2 separate regions of the Homo sapiens genome follow, and region 2 is linked to region 1. Evidence: chromatin contacts called from ENCODE Hi-C or POLR2A ChIA-PET data. All regions are on one chromosome and are shown on one strand. The core of a region is the stretch at or near the end of the contact, and the rest is flanking DNA. Distances in the headings are between cores, read along the strand shown.

Region 1 (7,776 bases), core at 2,683-5,182:
CTCGTCCTCATCTCTGTGACTTTTTCATAATATTTTAGATATAGTATTAGCCATCATTAATCACAATGTATTAGTCAATATTAGTCACAATACCTCAGCCATGATAACAGTATGTAATCACCTATAGATATGAAATGTTATCATTGCACATCACATGGACAGGAATGAAGAAACTGGGATTTTTGGCAACAATCGGCAAGCAATTTCCTCTTCCAGATTAAAAACACAATTTTGAGGCTGGGTGCGGTGGCTCACACCTGTAATCCCAGCACTTTGGGAGGCCAAGGTGGGCGGATCACTTGAGCTCAGGAGTTCGAGACCAGCCTGTCCAATATGGTGAAACCTCGTCTCTACTGAAAATACAAAAATTAGCCAGGTATGATGGTGCACGCCTGTAATCCCAGCTACTCAGGAGGCAGAGGCAGGAGAATCGCTTGAACCCAGGAGAAGGAGGTTGCAATGAGCCTAGATCACGTCACTGCACTCTAGCCTGGGAGACAGAGAGGGACTCCATCTCAAACCAAGACCAATTTTGATTTTGCTTATTTATTAATTCTTTATTATTTTTTCCAAACACTTTTTAGTACCTACAATGGGGCTACCCCAATCCCCGCTGCTACCTTCCCACCTCTTCTACTTTTTTTTTTTTTTAACTACCTGCATGTTTTTTCCTCCCTCCTTTTCCTGTGGTGCTTCCCACCATACACATCTTTTGGAAATGGCTTCCAGGAGGAAGAGAAGGGACCATCTCAGGTATGACTTCAAATCAAGCCACTGGGTTGTCTGAGAAGTACCCCAAGCAACTAGTCTGGACTGGGAGGTTGAATTGAGTCCTTGCTGTTGCTGAAGCTGTGAGAATAATTCTGTTTAAAAAACTTTTAAATAAAATATCCTTCAAAATATCCTTCAAAGTCTCCGTCCCAGGGTCTGTTTGTGGTTTTTCTGGGAGAGGCTTGTGGGAATCAGCAGTTGTGGGGTGGTGCAATAAACTAATGACAAGACCTTATAGACAAATTATTTTATTTTATTATTTTTTTGAGAGGGAGTCTTGCTCTGTCACCCAGGCTGGAGTGCAATGGCATGATCTCAGCTCACTGCAACCTCTGCCTCCCAGGTTCAAGCGACTCTCCTGCCTCAGCCTTCTGAGTAGCTCGGATTACAGGCGCATGCCACCACTCCCGGCTAATTTTTGTATTTTTAGTAGAGACAGGGTTTCACCATGTTGCGCAGGCTGGTCTTGGACTCCTGACCTCAGGTGATCCACCTGCCTCAGCCTCCCAAAGTGCTGGGATTACAGGCATGAGCCACTGCACCCGGCAGGCAAATTATTTGGTAGGGTAAAAAGCAGTTTGTTATCTTCATTGAGTCTGTTCCTCACAATAAACTATTATCACTCACAGACACCTTGATTGGGAGAGAAAAACTTTTTGTTTGTGTTGGGACCAGGTTGAGGAAGGGAAGGAGACAGGTCTAGGAGTTGCTGGTGGAAACTGTGGGTACTTATCAGGTGGGAGGTTGTAGGCAGAGAGGTTTCCGTTTAAGGAACACTGAGAGAGGATCAGAATTATGGCAAAACATCAAAGACAATCTCGACCTTCTCATTGCCTAGAAGTGAAAGGTGTTGGAGCAATTTGCAGCTTTCAGAGACCATTCTAGTCCACCGCCCTTAATTTAGAGTTGGGAAAAAATGAAGTTTAGAGAAGCGGGGGAATTTCCCTAAGGGCACAAAGGCAAGTAGTGGCAGAACTGGGAGTTCTGTCACCTCAGAGCAATACTGTATCAATCTTTGTCAACTCATTAGCATCAGAGGTGGGTTGTTAGAATTTCCAAATAAAAGTAGAGAAGACTGTACCCTGTTCTAGGCAGCAGCAATGGTGGTAGTGGCATGAGGGGATGGTGGTGGGATGAAGTGGTGGGGGTGGGACTAGGATGTAATGGAAAGCCTTGGAAGCTTGAATGAGTAGGCTTGGATATTAGGGTTGAAAGGACCTTTGGGAATTGGTGGCCCCTACTTGGGTAGGGGCAGAGAAGCATAGAATACCACAGAACATTATAAAAATAACCAGATAGAATGTCAGGGCTGGGAGAAACCTGGAACCTCATCAAGTCCAGCTCACTCCTGTTTCAGGTGGGGAAACTGAGATCCAGAGAGAGGCTGAAAACTTGACCTGGTTTCTACAGTGAATCAGGAGAGAAGTAGGGCTGCAACCATCCCTGTCACACAACAAGAAACACTGGCTGCCTTTGTTGTTTCCCTTGCATCTGAGTTGGATGATCAGACTTTTTAACCAAGAAAGAGAGATGAGGGAGGGGAGCCCAGTGTTTCATGGCCTGCCTAGAGCTACTTATATAATTAAACATTATAGAATGACAGCATGAAAGCCTTAGTATGCACCTGTTTCTGTAACATAACCCTATATCTGAACCCACCCTACACCTCCAGCATGTAATGCCCTGCAATACTGAGTCCAAGAAGCCCCTCAAATTTAGTGATACCTCAAGACTGAGACCACAAATCCTGTAGACAGTAGGGCCTTCCCTGAATACCAAGCACTCCCTAGTCTTTCTCATGATTAGGTTCTCACTCTCACACTAAGGTCACTCCTTTTTTCTGCCCAGGCATACATTTTATCTTCTCTGAGGAGGGAAGGGAGTAGATGGGGATGCTGAAAAGCACTTTAATTTGAGCAGTTCTTGCCATATCTTTGCCCCTCATGTGAAAACTTCTCAGCCATGGAACTAACTTGTTCCCATACCCACTCTCATAGCACAGTCACCCTCCACCCCCATTCATCCACACCCCTGACATTTACTCACTTCGCCCATGGCAGAGACCGTACTGGCCATGCTCTCTGCACAGCCCTGGAAAGCCTCTTGTTTCTAGTCACTAGGAGAGAAGGTCCAGTCTCCCAGCACACACTTCTTATCTGGATGTCTCTCATTGTGAGGGACTGGGAGGTCTGTAGGCCTACCTCAGCCTGATTCTGGCCCTATCTAGTGAAGCACTCAGTGATCTCTTGCGCCCCCCTCTGGCCTCAGTTCTTTAGCGGTTGCTACAGCAAGTGGTCTAGTTGGGCCTGCACTTCCAAGTCAGACCCATAGAGGGCAACCACTTGCCAGTTTATGAGAAATCACTCTGGGTGTGGCCTCTCCCTTTGTTCACTTCCTTTTCAGTGCTTGTAAAATTCTAGAACCACAGGCTGTCAGAATCAGAGGGTGTGTTTAGATAACTTATATTTGAATATCCTCATGATAAAGATAGAGAAACAGGCCCAGAGAAGAGATGAGACCAGTCTAAACTCAGACAGTGATTCACTCTGTGGCAGTTAGGGCTAGAATCCACGTTTCCTGAATGCCAGTTCAGAACTTTTGAAACACACGGCCAAGCATCTAACCCAAATGCCTCATTTTATAGTTGTGAAAACTGAGGCCCCGGAAAGAAGTTGACTAAGGTTGTACAGTCGTTGTGATAGAGCTAGGACTCAAACCCAGGTCTTCTGAATCCCAGTCCAGATTCAGAAACATAATGTTAGGCATCTAGTTCATCCTGTTGGTTTTTTTTTTTCTTTATAGATGAAAAGAGTTCAGAGAGGGAATCTAATTTACCTGAAGCCACAGAGTAAATTAGTGAAAATCAGAACCGGAGCCCAAGGCTGGCTGTAGAACTGGGACTGAATGGAAACTGGGGACTCTGACTTCTAGTCTCCAAGAAACCTCAATAACTTAGGGACCCCAGTGTCTTGGAATTAAATAACAGAGGTAGGGATGCAGTCCTTGCTTAAGCTGACTATGAATGAATCCCCAGGAGGCTGGAATCTGGGGCATAGTGTGTACGTGTGTGTGTTTGGGAGGGAGGGAGTCTGCTCTGGTCCCCTCCAAAAAACTCTTAAGAAAAGACTCACCTCATTTCTCCCCTTTCAAGGCCTCTGGCTTTGAGAGTGAGAAGATGACTCACTCATTGCCCACAGTTGCCGCTGAGAACATAATTGCTAGCTGGGACATCACCACAGCATCCAGCCATCACATTTGCAGAGTAGTGTCTTGTTTTGTCAAAGCTCTTTCCTATTTTTCTTTTTCTTTTTTTTTTTTTATTTCAGCTTCCTCAAGCTCCAGGGAGCCAGATGAGGCAGATACCATTACCTCTTCTTTTATAAAGAAGAAACTCATTTATGGAGGGGTGGGGGGAATGAGGGGGGACCTGAACTGGTGTTGGACTGACTGAGACTAAATCCCCAGTCCTCTGATTTCCAGCTTTCTGGAGTGTCTGCATAAATACCCAGAGTCCCAGAGGAGACAGCAGTGTCCCTCAAATGCCTGATGACAGCTCCTCCCTCATTTATTAATCACTGAGCTGGGGCCAGATACTGTACTGGGCTTTCATTGGAGACAAAGGTGACAGAAACCCTGCCTTTAAGTGTTCACAATCTGGATATTGATTAAGTCACCACTCTGCCCATTTCAATCCTCAGCTTTCTCTTCTTCTACTAGAAAAATAACTCCAACAGTGCTTTATTTTATTTTATTTATTTCTTATACATTTATTTGAGACAGAGTCTCATTCTGTTCCCCAGGCTACAGTGCAGAACTTGGTCACAGCTCACTGAAGCCTCAACCTCCTGGGCTCAAGTGATCCTCTCACTTTAGCCTCTTCTGAGTAGCTAGGACCACCATGCTTGGCTTTTCTTTTCTTTCTTTCTTTTTTTTTTTTTGAGACAGCATCCCACTATGTTGCCCAGCCTGGTCTCAAACTCCAGGACTCCAGTGATCCTCCCACCTCGGCCTCCCAAAGCACTGGGATTACAGATGTGAGCCACCTGGCCCAGCCTTGTTTTATTATTTTTGAGACAGGGTCTGGCCCTATAGTCCAAGCTGGAGTCCAGTGGTGTGATCACAGTTCACTGCAGCCTCAACCTCCTGAGCTCTGGTGATTCTCCCACCTCGCCCTCCCTAGTAGCTGGGACCACAGGCATGCAACACCATGCCCAGCTAATTTTTAATTTTTTTTGTAGAGATGGGGTTTTGCTATGTGGCCTAGACTGGTCTTAAACTCCTAGGCTCAAGCGATCTTCCTACCTCGGCCTCCCAAAGTGTTGGGATTACAGGTGTGAGCCACCATGCCCAGTCCAATAGTGCTTTTTGGCTGGAGACATTGAATCAATTTTATAACCTTTTCAGAGATTGATTAGGAGTCAGAACACTAACATTCTAGTTCCAGTTCTGTTACTTCACTGTGTAATAGTGAGCTAGTCCTTTCCTATGCATGGGCTTCAGTTTTCACATCTGCAAAATGATTTTGTGGGATGGGGTCAGAAGACAGTAGGAATATAGTTTCTAAGAACTTCTGGCTCAGATCATTTAGGAGATGAAGACACTTTGTAATCTGTGGGCAGTGTTGTTTCTTTGGGTAAAAGGCTGGAGGGTAGGAGCCCGCTGGGCCTGTTATGAGACCTTTCATCCTGCTGTCTTCCTCCTTAACTTTGTGAGGTACCCTTCCCAAGGAGCAGGGAACTTGGGCTTTCTGAAAACCTCAGAGGGACCCCATTTCTACCTCTCCTTACCAGCAACACTCAGGAAGCACCAGAACTATTTTGGATTGGAAGTTATTTAGCCAGATTCTGAGGTTGAAGTTCATGAAACAGAGACAGAATCAGAGAAGGAGAAGAGAGAGGCATAAAGGAAGAGGCAAAGAGACAGAGAAAAGAAAGAAAGAGGTGGGGTCGGGGGGAAGAGGGAAAGACTAAAGAGGAAAAAATGGAGGAGAGATAAAAATAGAGAGCAGGAATTAGAGACAGACAGAAACAGACAGAGACAGGAAGAAAAAGAAAGAAACACAGAGAGAGAAACAGAAGAGAGAAAGAAACAGAGAAGGGAAGAGGAGAGAGGAGAGAAAAACAGGGGAAAAGAGACAGAAACAAGGAAAGACAGAGAGAGAGAAAAAATATGAATGAATATGATAATATGATAGTGGACATACCTAGTCCCAGGCAGCCGCATGAGAGAAGTTGCATAAAATCCTACGTCTTGAATAGGATCTAGAAGTGAAAGAACCCTTGAAAAAATCGAGGCCAGAGAGCAATTGAGCTTTGTTCATAGTCACACAGCAAGCTGGTGGAAGTGCCAGGACTCAAACCCAAGACTAGGATAGAGTAGTTCAAAACAGACTGGCCTGAGAGTCTAGAGGTCTTGAGGTTTGTCAGTCTGTCTTTGAGGGACTGCGGGCAATGTAATAACACAGGAAGAGTGCCAGCACATTGTCTGCTGCAGAAGAGGCACTGGCATCAGGGAGTTTTGCCCTCTTCCCCCATCAGCTTTCCTCTGAGGACGAAGACATACAACATACATGCATGCCTATTAAGGCTGACTAGGGTAAGTTTGGTTCTATTACACAGCACTTTTGGGAGATTAGAGGCAGACTTCATGGAGGAGGTGACTTGTGGGTCAGGGCTTGAAGGATGAAAACAACAACCAAAATTTTAGTTGCGGCTGGGCATGCTGGCTCACGCCGGTAATCCCGGCACTTTGGGAGGCTGAGGAGGGTGGATTACCTGAGGTCAGGAATTCGAGACCAGCCTAGCCAACATGGTGAAAACTGTGTCTACTAAAAATTAAAAAAAAAAAAAAATTAACTGGGGATGGTAACACGAGCCTGTAGTCCCAGCTACTGGGAAGGCTGAGGCAGAAGAATCACTTGAACCTGGGAGGCAGAGGTTGCAGTGAGCCGGGATTGCACCATTGCATTACAGCCTAGGAAACAAGAGCAAAACTCCGTCTCAAAAAAAAAAATAATAATTTCAAAGATGCACTTATTCTTTAAAAAAATTCAAAGTAAGGCTGGGTGCAGTGGCTCACGCCCATAATCCCAGCACTTTGGGAGGCTGAGGCGGGCAGATCATGAGGTCAAGAGATCGAGACCATCCTGGCCAACATGGTGAAACCTCATCTCTACTAAAAATACAAAAATTAGCTGGGCGTAGTGGCATGTGCCTGTAGTCCCAACTACTCGGTAGGCTGAGGCAGGAGAATCACTTGAACCCGTAAGGCGGAGGTTGCAGTGAGCCGAGATAGCGCCATGACACTCCATTGTGGGTGACAGAGCGAGACTCCATCTTAAAAAATAATATTCAAAGTAGGTAGGATTTTGATAGGTGCAGAACTGGGTGGTTCTAGTTCAAGGGAATAGCACAAGGGGTAGGAGTGCTTGAAGAGGACATGAATAGGCAGCTAAGCAAGGTGTCATCTGCCTTCTGGAGGGCAGAGGGCATGAAAAAGGGGTCCCAGATTTTGGTCACCCCATGAATGACAGGTGTCTGGGTTGGCTTGTGATGACAGTGAGGAGGAAAGGGAGGCTTTTGAGAAGGGATGCAGTAAGAACAGGGTTGAGTTCTATGAAGATTCCCTCTGGCAGGCAGCCCTATGGAGGATGGATTGGAGAAAAGATACTGACATCAGGGAGCCGTGACAGATCTTTGCTGTTGTCCAGGTGACAGATAGGTAATAAGAATCTGATGTGGTGTGGTGGGGGTGGGTATAGATGCAGTGGTTTTGGGGGTGGCTTTCTAAGTTTCCTTTAGAGAAAACATAGGATCTGAATTTGGACCATTGTTGGGGGACTAAGGAGAGAGATGAGCAGAGGGCCAAAAAGCAGCCACCCAAAATTCCAGACAGGTAGCTGTCTTTTCCTAGCTTATGATTGGAGTGTGTGTGTCTTTTTAAAAATTTCTGTTGGCTGCTCTGAGAGTTTGTGTGTCTCCCAATGTTCGTGAGCAACCTCCTGCA
Region 2 (7,776 bases), core at 1,368-3,867, 570 kb after region 1:
GTAGCATAACTAGAATGTGAAGCCAGGATTCTTGAAACATTCTTCTTTTTTGACACAAGTTAATACAGTTTGTGTCCTAACGAGGAAATAATTATTTAGATTTCAACAATTATTTAGAATTGAAAAATTAAAAATTATAACTCTAATTTTTGCCTTTACTATGTTCCAGTTATTGTGCTAAATAGTTAATACGTATAGCCTTATTTAAGTTCTTATAACAGTCTTATAAAATAGGTAATATTATTATCTCCATTTGAAAACTGAGGTTTAGGGGGATTAAATTACTTTAATCATAGAATCAGGAAATGGCAGAGTTGGGATTTCAGTTCAGAATATCTGATTTCAGTTTTCATGCTCTTAACAGTGATGCCATATTGCAAATGTCTATATTGAAAAAAAAGTCTATTTAGCCTGCTGCTTGTTTTGTAAATTAATTTTTATTGGCACAATGATATACCTTGAGAGCTACAAAGACAAATTTGTGTAGTTATGGCAAACAGAAACTGTATGCTCTGGAAATAAATGATTTAGTAGCTAGCCCTTTATAGAAAAAATCTGCCAACCTCTGGTCTGTAGACACCAACTTTAAAATGTTTTTCAAGTGACCTCCAGGAGAAGGAACCAGAAATGTACCCCGGATTTGCAGAAAAGGTGGGTGCTGTTTGTACTCTCAGTGAAATTGGTGAATGAATAATACAAACCTGGAAACCTGGCCTACCTGGCCTCCTGCAGTCTTCACTGTGTTGATTCAAGTCTATTATGACCTGTTCTTGTTGTCTTTCATGAGTCAGAGCAGAGGCCTTATCCCTTCCCCTCCCTGTCATAAATGCCTTAGAGCTTGGACTTGGATCTCAGCTTAATCAGTTTTGTCTCCACTTCCCCTTTCTTGCTTCAAGGTTCACATGTGTGCGAGGCAGATAATTCTAGGGGCTGCCATGGCTTGGCTAAGCTTCCCTTGACCACTGAGCATTTCTAAGGGAGTTGAGGCTGGTGGCTCCTCCTTCCTTCCTACTGGTGCTTCCACCTGCCTTGGTCTGAGTTGCAGTCCATGGGGCAGCGCCTAAGTGTCTGAGCACACTTAAGAATCTCTAGTGGTTTATGACCCAGACTTTGCCCTACCACCTCAGTCTTCTGAATGTTCTCTTCCCTGGACCCTGCTCCAGACACTTTAAATTCAGAAGAGGAAAATGTGCCCAGCCTGCCTGGAGAAAAGTGTCTGCTCCTAGCCAAGATCTCCTCATCACAAAGTAAGAATATCAGGTGGTGGAACCCCCATCATACCTGTCCCCTTCCTATACCTGGGTCTGTTGGGTAGATGCAGTCCTTTTTAGAGAGGCATAGTATTCTCAGACCTGTCGCCACAAATTGCTCCCCACTCATTCTTTCCCTATACTTTGTGTCTTTGAAACCTCTTTATCTTCTATGTTTAATATCTAGACTATACTTTCTTCATGGAATTCTAGATGTGTAAATTTACAGGGCTGGGAGGGTCCATATCTAGTTTAAGACCCTCATTGTAGAAATAGAAAGAGGCCCAGAGAAGAGAAGGGAGTGGGCCAAATCCACAAAATCCACATAGCTGATTACTCCTAGAGCAAGTGGGGCGAGAACCTTGGTCACTTGACTCAGGACAGTGACTTTTCACTCTTCTCTCTTTCCACCAGGAATGGGAATGACCTTTGACTTTAAACAAATCCAGACTCCAGTTTTACCCTGAATTGTTGGGGGAACATTTTGTTTTTTTTTTCTTTTTAGTATTTTCAATTCTTCCATGTCTTAGTTTTTAGGGTGTTGACCTGTGTTAATCCAGGCTATCTTCTAGCTATATCTGGTTTCCTCAGGTGGAAAATGTTAAATATAGTTAATATAAAATTTCACTCTAGAATCTGCTAGAAATGACGGAGGCAAAGTTAATGTATATATAAAAAAATCCACCAGTGACTGGTGGCCAGTAGGCTTTCAATAATTGTGAAGTCCCTTCTACCCCCTTGAAAGTACTGTGTTTCTCCCCTAAGCAGCACATTGTGTGTGGTGGTTTCATGGTTAAAAGTTTAGACAGACCCAGCAAATCTCTCTTCTCTTTTACTTCCTAAGTGTGTGACCTTGGACAAGTTACCTTCCCTCTCAGAGCTGAATTTTCCTCAGTTGTAAAATAGAGAGAATTAGAGTATTCATCTCACAGGATAATTGTGAGACTTAAATAAGAGAATGCATGTAAAATGGTTAACATAGGGCTTAGAATGTAGAAAAAAAGTCCTTTGTTTTATTGCCAATTTTATTTTTACTTATGACTAAGCAGCCATGACCTCAGAATAATAGTCAGGGCTGACAATTGTGCTTCAGAGCAAGAAGGGGAAGAGGTGGTGAGATGGAGGCTCTTTCAATTTCTACCTCATTTCTTAAATGGAGCTGTTGAAATCTACCCATGAGCTTTGGCTGGCCACACTGACAGTGTTCTCCTCTCAGCAAAGACCAATTAGCAAGTCCTGATAACAGAAGTACAACCCACCCCCTTGTAATTCCTCCTGAGATCCTAACCAGGATTTGTAAAACACCCGGATATGGGTAAAGAACCATCCCGGGTTTTGTATCAAACCAGGCCCCAGAGGAACAGGACATTCCAGTAGTTTTGTTTCTGGAAAAGAGGGCACCCAGCCCTTCCCCCTCCCTCATCCTCCCATCCCAGTAAACCCTGCCAAATTGGAATCCTGGACTTAATTTAGGAGAAAGGCCCTGTAACCAAGATACTGACTGAACATGGCTGGCGGACTCAGGCTGGGGTCTGCAGTGCAGCATTAATGGGCCGCTGACATGAATATGGAGTAGTTTTCTCTAGCAAAGGTAAGCTTTCTTTTCTCTCTTTTCAAACTCTACCTCACCTGCCTTCCTGTGCAAAAACGTTTATTTAGCTGGGTTTAAGGGAGTCCTGGCCACTAGGAGAAAAAGTCAGTGGCCAAAAAGTTGGAGGAGGTTTGGCTGATGTGCAGGAAAGTTAAAGGAGACAATAGGCTCCTTTTGTTCCTCTCGCCAAAATAGCCAGGACTACACTGGCTTGTCTGTTTCAGGGCCAATCCTGGAGCCATACAGAATAGTTCATTTTCCTGTCGAAATAGCTTGCTCATCTTCTGTTTCACAGGTTGAGGAATTTATTGAGGTGATGGATCTGAGGATTATGTAAGTGGGAACTCAGTTACTTAAAAATAACCATGTTTGGTTTCATATTTTGAGACCAGATTGGCACAGAGTAAGCCAATAAATGATAGCTTAACTAAGCTAAACATCTGAATTTGAGTAGTCTTAGTTTCTACATAGCAAAAATCTTTTAGAAATCATTGGTTCAAATTCTGGCTATTTTTAACAACTGGCTGCGTGACTTTGAGCAAATCCTTGCACCTCTCTGGTATCAGTTTTTTATACATCAAATGAGGGTGATTGAAAAAGATGGTTTCTAAAGGTTTCATGCATGTGTGAATCTATAACACGTTCAGTTTTTCATTACTCAGCATCTATTATATGACAAGCAATCCTTTTGCTAGGGACTCAAATATCCATGGTTTTATTTGGGCCTCAAGACAATCCTGTGAAAAAAATATCATCCCATTTTTTGGATGAGATGACTAAGGCTAAAATAATTTATTGAAAGGTCACATAGCTATCACAGACAAGAGATAGGATTTGAATCAAGGTCTTTAACTTCAAATCGGTATGTTTTCTATCACAGAGTTAAGAAAGCAGAGGACCAAAAGGTGAATTTTGATGGAGGGTTTATTAGGAAGGCTGCTGAGAGATTGAAGACAGGGCCCCAAAGATGGCTCAGCATTCCTTTATTCAGTTGAGTAATCCTTTGTTTAGGATGAGCCTGTCTAGCCCAAAGTAGTATAACTGAGAAAGGGAGATGGAGGGAGAGAAAAGAGCATTGTCGCAATAAAGGAACAGTTTGCAAATTCTAGGGAACACAGCAATGCAAATTGTTATGAATAATAGGGACCAGACCCAGGTGACACTGGGATGGCAGGAAGGTAAGGTAAAGGTAAGGGAGGCTTAACTTTATATTGGCTGATCTTCTCTCCAGGTTGGCACAAGGTTTCAGTATATCTTAACTAAACTATCCAAATAGCCTAGAATTTTTCTTTCTTTTTTCCTTCCTTTGAGTGCCTATTCCTTCTGCCTTCCTTTTTATTTTGTATTTTTTACTTTTTTCCAGGATTCTTTCTCAACTTACTTATTTCATTTCTCCTTTTATTTCTTCCTGTTCTTTTTCCTCATCAGTCTGGTTCTTCTCTATGGGCTTAGCTGAGAAAAAAAATATCCTTGCCCAAGTGAAAAGCTTACACAGGGCTTTCACATCTTTCATATTATTTGACCTTTATTACAAACTAATGAGGGGCCCAAAGTAGAGACAATCCTCATTTAAGACATGAGGAAACTGAGGCTCAGGAAGTTAGGGACTTGTTCAAGGTTATATAACCAATAAATGATGAATCCAGAGCTAGAACTTACTATTTTCTGGTGCCTGAACGCTTTCCACTGTACCATGAAATATCTAAGTGGTTATATTTTATTTTATTTATTTATTTTTTGAGACCCGTGTTTCACTCTTGTTGCCCAGGCTGGAGTGCAATGGTGCGATTTCGGCTCACCACAACCTCCGCCTCCCAGGTTCAAGCGATTCTCCTGCCTCAGCCTCCCGAGTAGCTGGGATTACAGGCATGCACCACCATGCCCAGCTAATTTTTTGTATTTTTAATAGAGATAGGGTTTCTCCATATTGGTCAGGCTGGTCTTGAACTCCCGATCTCAGGTGATCCACCCACCTCGGCCTCCCAAAGTGCTGGCATTACAGGCGTGAGCCACTGTGCCTGGCCTAACATCTAAGTGGTTATAAAGGATTTTATGGGTTTTTCATTTTTTCTGCTCTTTTAGTATATGATAAAACCAAATTAAACAGCAGCAATAACAATGACAAATTCAAATTTGAGGAGGATAGAAAGGATGTCAATAATTAGAAGGAAGAAAAATACTTATCAGGTGCCTACTAAGTCCCAGCTGCTGCAAAAATTTATCTTATTTAGATATAGAGTAAAACAGTACTTAAACCTAAGTTTGTCTGACTCAAAAGTTCTAGTTCTTTACATTATACCATGTTGTTTCCAAGAAGAGAGTTCAGCTTGGGCTGTGTGCATTTTCATACCTATGTTTATATTCCTGTATGCTTAGAATGTGTTACCATATATGGGAATTTATGAGTGTGCACATATTTATTGCTATTCATAAAATGGAAAATCTTTATGGCCCTGGCAAGTTTCATTTCCAAACTATTTCCTTACTTGCAATAGTAATAGCCACTAATACCTTTTGATCACTTACATGTGCCCTTAAAGTACTTACAGATCTTAATTAAGTTAATCCCCACAAAACTCTATGAGGTAGCTAATAGTATTAATACCATTTGAAAAATAAAGACACTGTGGCTAAATAAATGAAGAAGTTTCCCAAGTCATACAGCTAGGAAAAATGGAGCCAAGATTCACTTAGGTAGCCTGATACCAAAGCCTGTGCCCTGGATGCAAAATCGAGTAAGTATTCCTTATCTCTCAAGATCTTGAGAATTATATAAGATGGCAGATATGAAAAACACATTGTAATCTGGAAACTGCTAGGGGTATGTTAGGTGGCATTTCCCACCACTCCCCAGATTCTATTGTTTAAGCCATTTGGATCATAAGTCACCACTGTTGAATGCTTGTTCACTGTATGCTGATGGCCTGTACTAGTCTCTCCCAGGAATATTTTCAGTTTTATCATGTGTTTCTCCAGTTGTGGAGCTCTTGCCTGGGACAGTTTTCTGTCTAGGTAAATGAGTTCAAGGCACAACTGCTTTGTTGACACCTCTCTGAGAAAGAAGATTGAAAGGGGTCCATGTTGCATTCAGACTTGGAATGAACCGAGGACACTCCCTCCCTGTTGAGGATTCCAAGGCATGACTATTTGTGTGACCATATATAGAGCTATGTGTAGGTGTATGTGAGTACGCCTGTGTTTCATCAGTGAATGTAAGTATTGGCAGCATGTGAAAGCTGGAAGGACTCTTTGAGAGCTCATTACATACCACATTTTTATGGTTCTGCACTTAGATTATCACACTTCTGTGACTCCCTCAAAAGGTAAGAACTATATAGTCCAGCTTTATATAGTCAATTATTTTATAGATGGGAAAAATGAGGTGAAGAAACTTGCCTAAGTTCACCCTGAACAAGTATTAGAACTTGAACCAGACCCAACTGATGGAAAAATGTATACTTGTGCTTCTTTATGTCACTTTAACAATAGCTGTTATTGCCCATCTACTTGGCCTCCATCGCCATGTCGTAATAGATACACAGCGACCTCTAAAAAATGACATTCTCTCTCAAGGAGTGTGTAGTCCAATCTGGGAAATGAAGACAGTTCATGAGGCAGGTCATGAGATGGAAAGGTAACAATAATACAGAGTCTGACTTAATCTAATTGGGTGCTATAGACAGTAAGTAGCCCTGCAGAGGACAGTGATATGAAGAGGCTAAAGGTGGCCTTCTGGAGCAGTTAGTATTCAAATTAACCCTTGGAGTAGGAATATAGAAAGTATGATGGATGTGAGACTGTAGAGATGAATTAACAAACTGCAGCCAGGAGGGAAAAGGAAGAGGAAGGCAACCAGTAGTTACTACTGCCTACTATGTTCCAAACATGGATTATACTTGTCCGTTTCATGTAAGCTTTCTGATTTATTTCTCCAGGGCTGATATTATTATACCCATTTTACAGATGAGAAAACTGGTTCTGAGTGGTTAAGTAATCCCCAAGGCTACACAGCTGGTCAGTGGGAGAGCCAGGTTTTGGAAAAAAGGACCCCAAAACAGATCCTCTCTTACATCAAGAGCTTTCTGCCAAATATAATATGGAATCTAGGGATTAACACTTGGGTCACTGCTGCGTATGGAGAGGACTGAGAGTTTGTGAAGTAGTCTATAAGTTTATTTCTTAAAAAGGGTAAATATCTGGGGATTTTCTATCCATATGTGAATCTGTGCATATATTTGATTCTCAATTTTTTATTAACAATGCCTATTTCATATGCTTGGGTTGAAGATTTAGCGAAATAATTTATATAAAGCACTGGACATGGTGCTACTATGTAATGATCTGTCAGTGAATAGTAGCCATTATCATCATTATCATTAATATAATCTATTAGTTATATCTCTGCCTACATGAGTATGTATGTCTGTTTGTAAAGTGATTATAACTGCATGTAATTGCTTGTTTCAGAATGTATGTGTTTTTTCATAGATATGGCTGTTGCTATAGGCATATGTATGTTCTCTGTGTATATACATGTGAGTGTGCAAGTATATTTTTGTGGAAGGTAGTACAGCATGGTGATTATGCTGGAGCCACACTTCCTGGGCTCAAATCCCAACTCTACCGATTTTTATCTAGATGGCCTTGGGCAAACTGCTTTACACCTCTCTTCTGAAGTTTCTCCATTGTAATATGGGGATAATAATGGTGTCTACTTCATAGGGTGGTTGTGAGGAATAAATGATTTAATCTGTGTAAAACATTTGGAACAGATGTACCATGCACATACGATAAATATAGCTTTATTATTATTATTCTGAAGTTGACTAAGATTTTATATAACAGAGTGATTTTATGTGTAAATGGAAGTGTGTGCATCTCTGCTTTTAGGTAAGACTACATGTACCTGTGTGTGCAAGTTTATGTATTTATGTG

The links. Hi-C counts contacts between places; a loop is a spot of excess contacts on that map. ChIA-PET counts read pairs that join two places held with the same protein, here RNA polymerase II (POLR2A). Pooled maps may share reads with other maps.
Region 2: a map of ascending aorta shows a loop between it and region 1 (3-fold over the local background). The contact joins the promoter of HEPH here to the enhancer-like site in region 1. A Hi-C loop is called at or near these places in 1 of 168 maps with a recorded cell type or tissue (ascending aorta) and 9 of 50 pooled maps. POLR2A ChIA-PET finds 5 or more read pairs at or near these places in 1 of 52 experiments (MCF 10A).

What each region holds. Positions count from the first base shown.
Region 1 is chrX:65,592,524-65,600,299 of GRCh38, forward strand. It overlaps a transcript of MSN not described here. Among named protein-coding and RNA genes, the nearest start is that of LAS1L, 62 kb to the left of the region's middle. Within about 2 kb of position 3,933, at least 20 of the 41 ENCODE cell types and tissues checked have a DNase peak (open chromatin) inside an H3K27ac peak, as active enhancers do; they include ascending aorta, where a contact is called at or near this core.
Region 2 is chrX:66,161,630-66,169,405 of GRCh38, forward strand. It overlaps HEPH (hephaestin), which reads left to right and starts at 2,618. Exons shown (of 21, transcript NM_001367233.3): 1 at 2,618-2,841.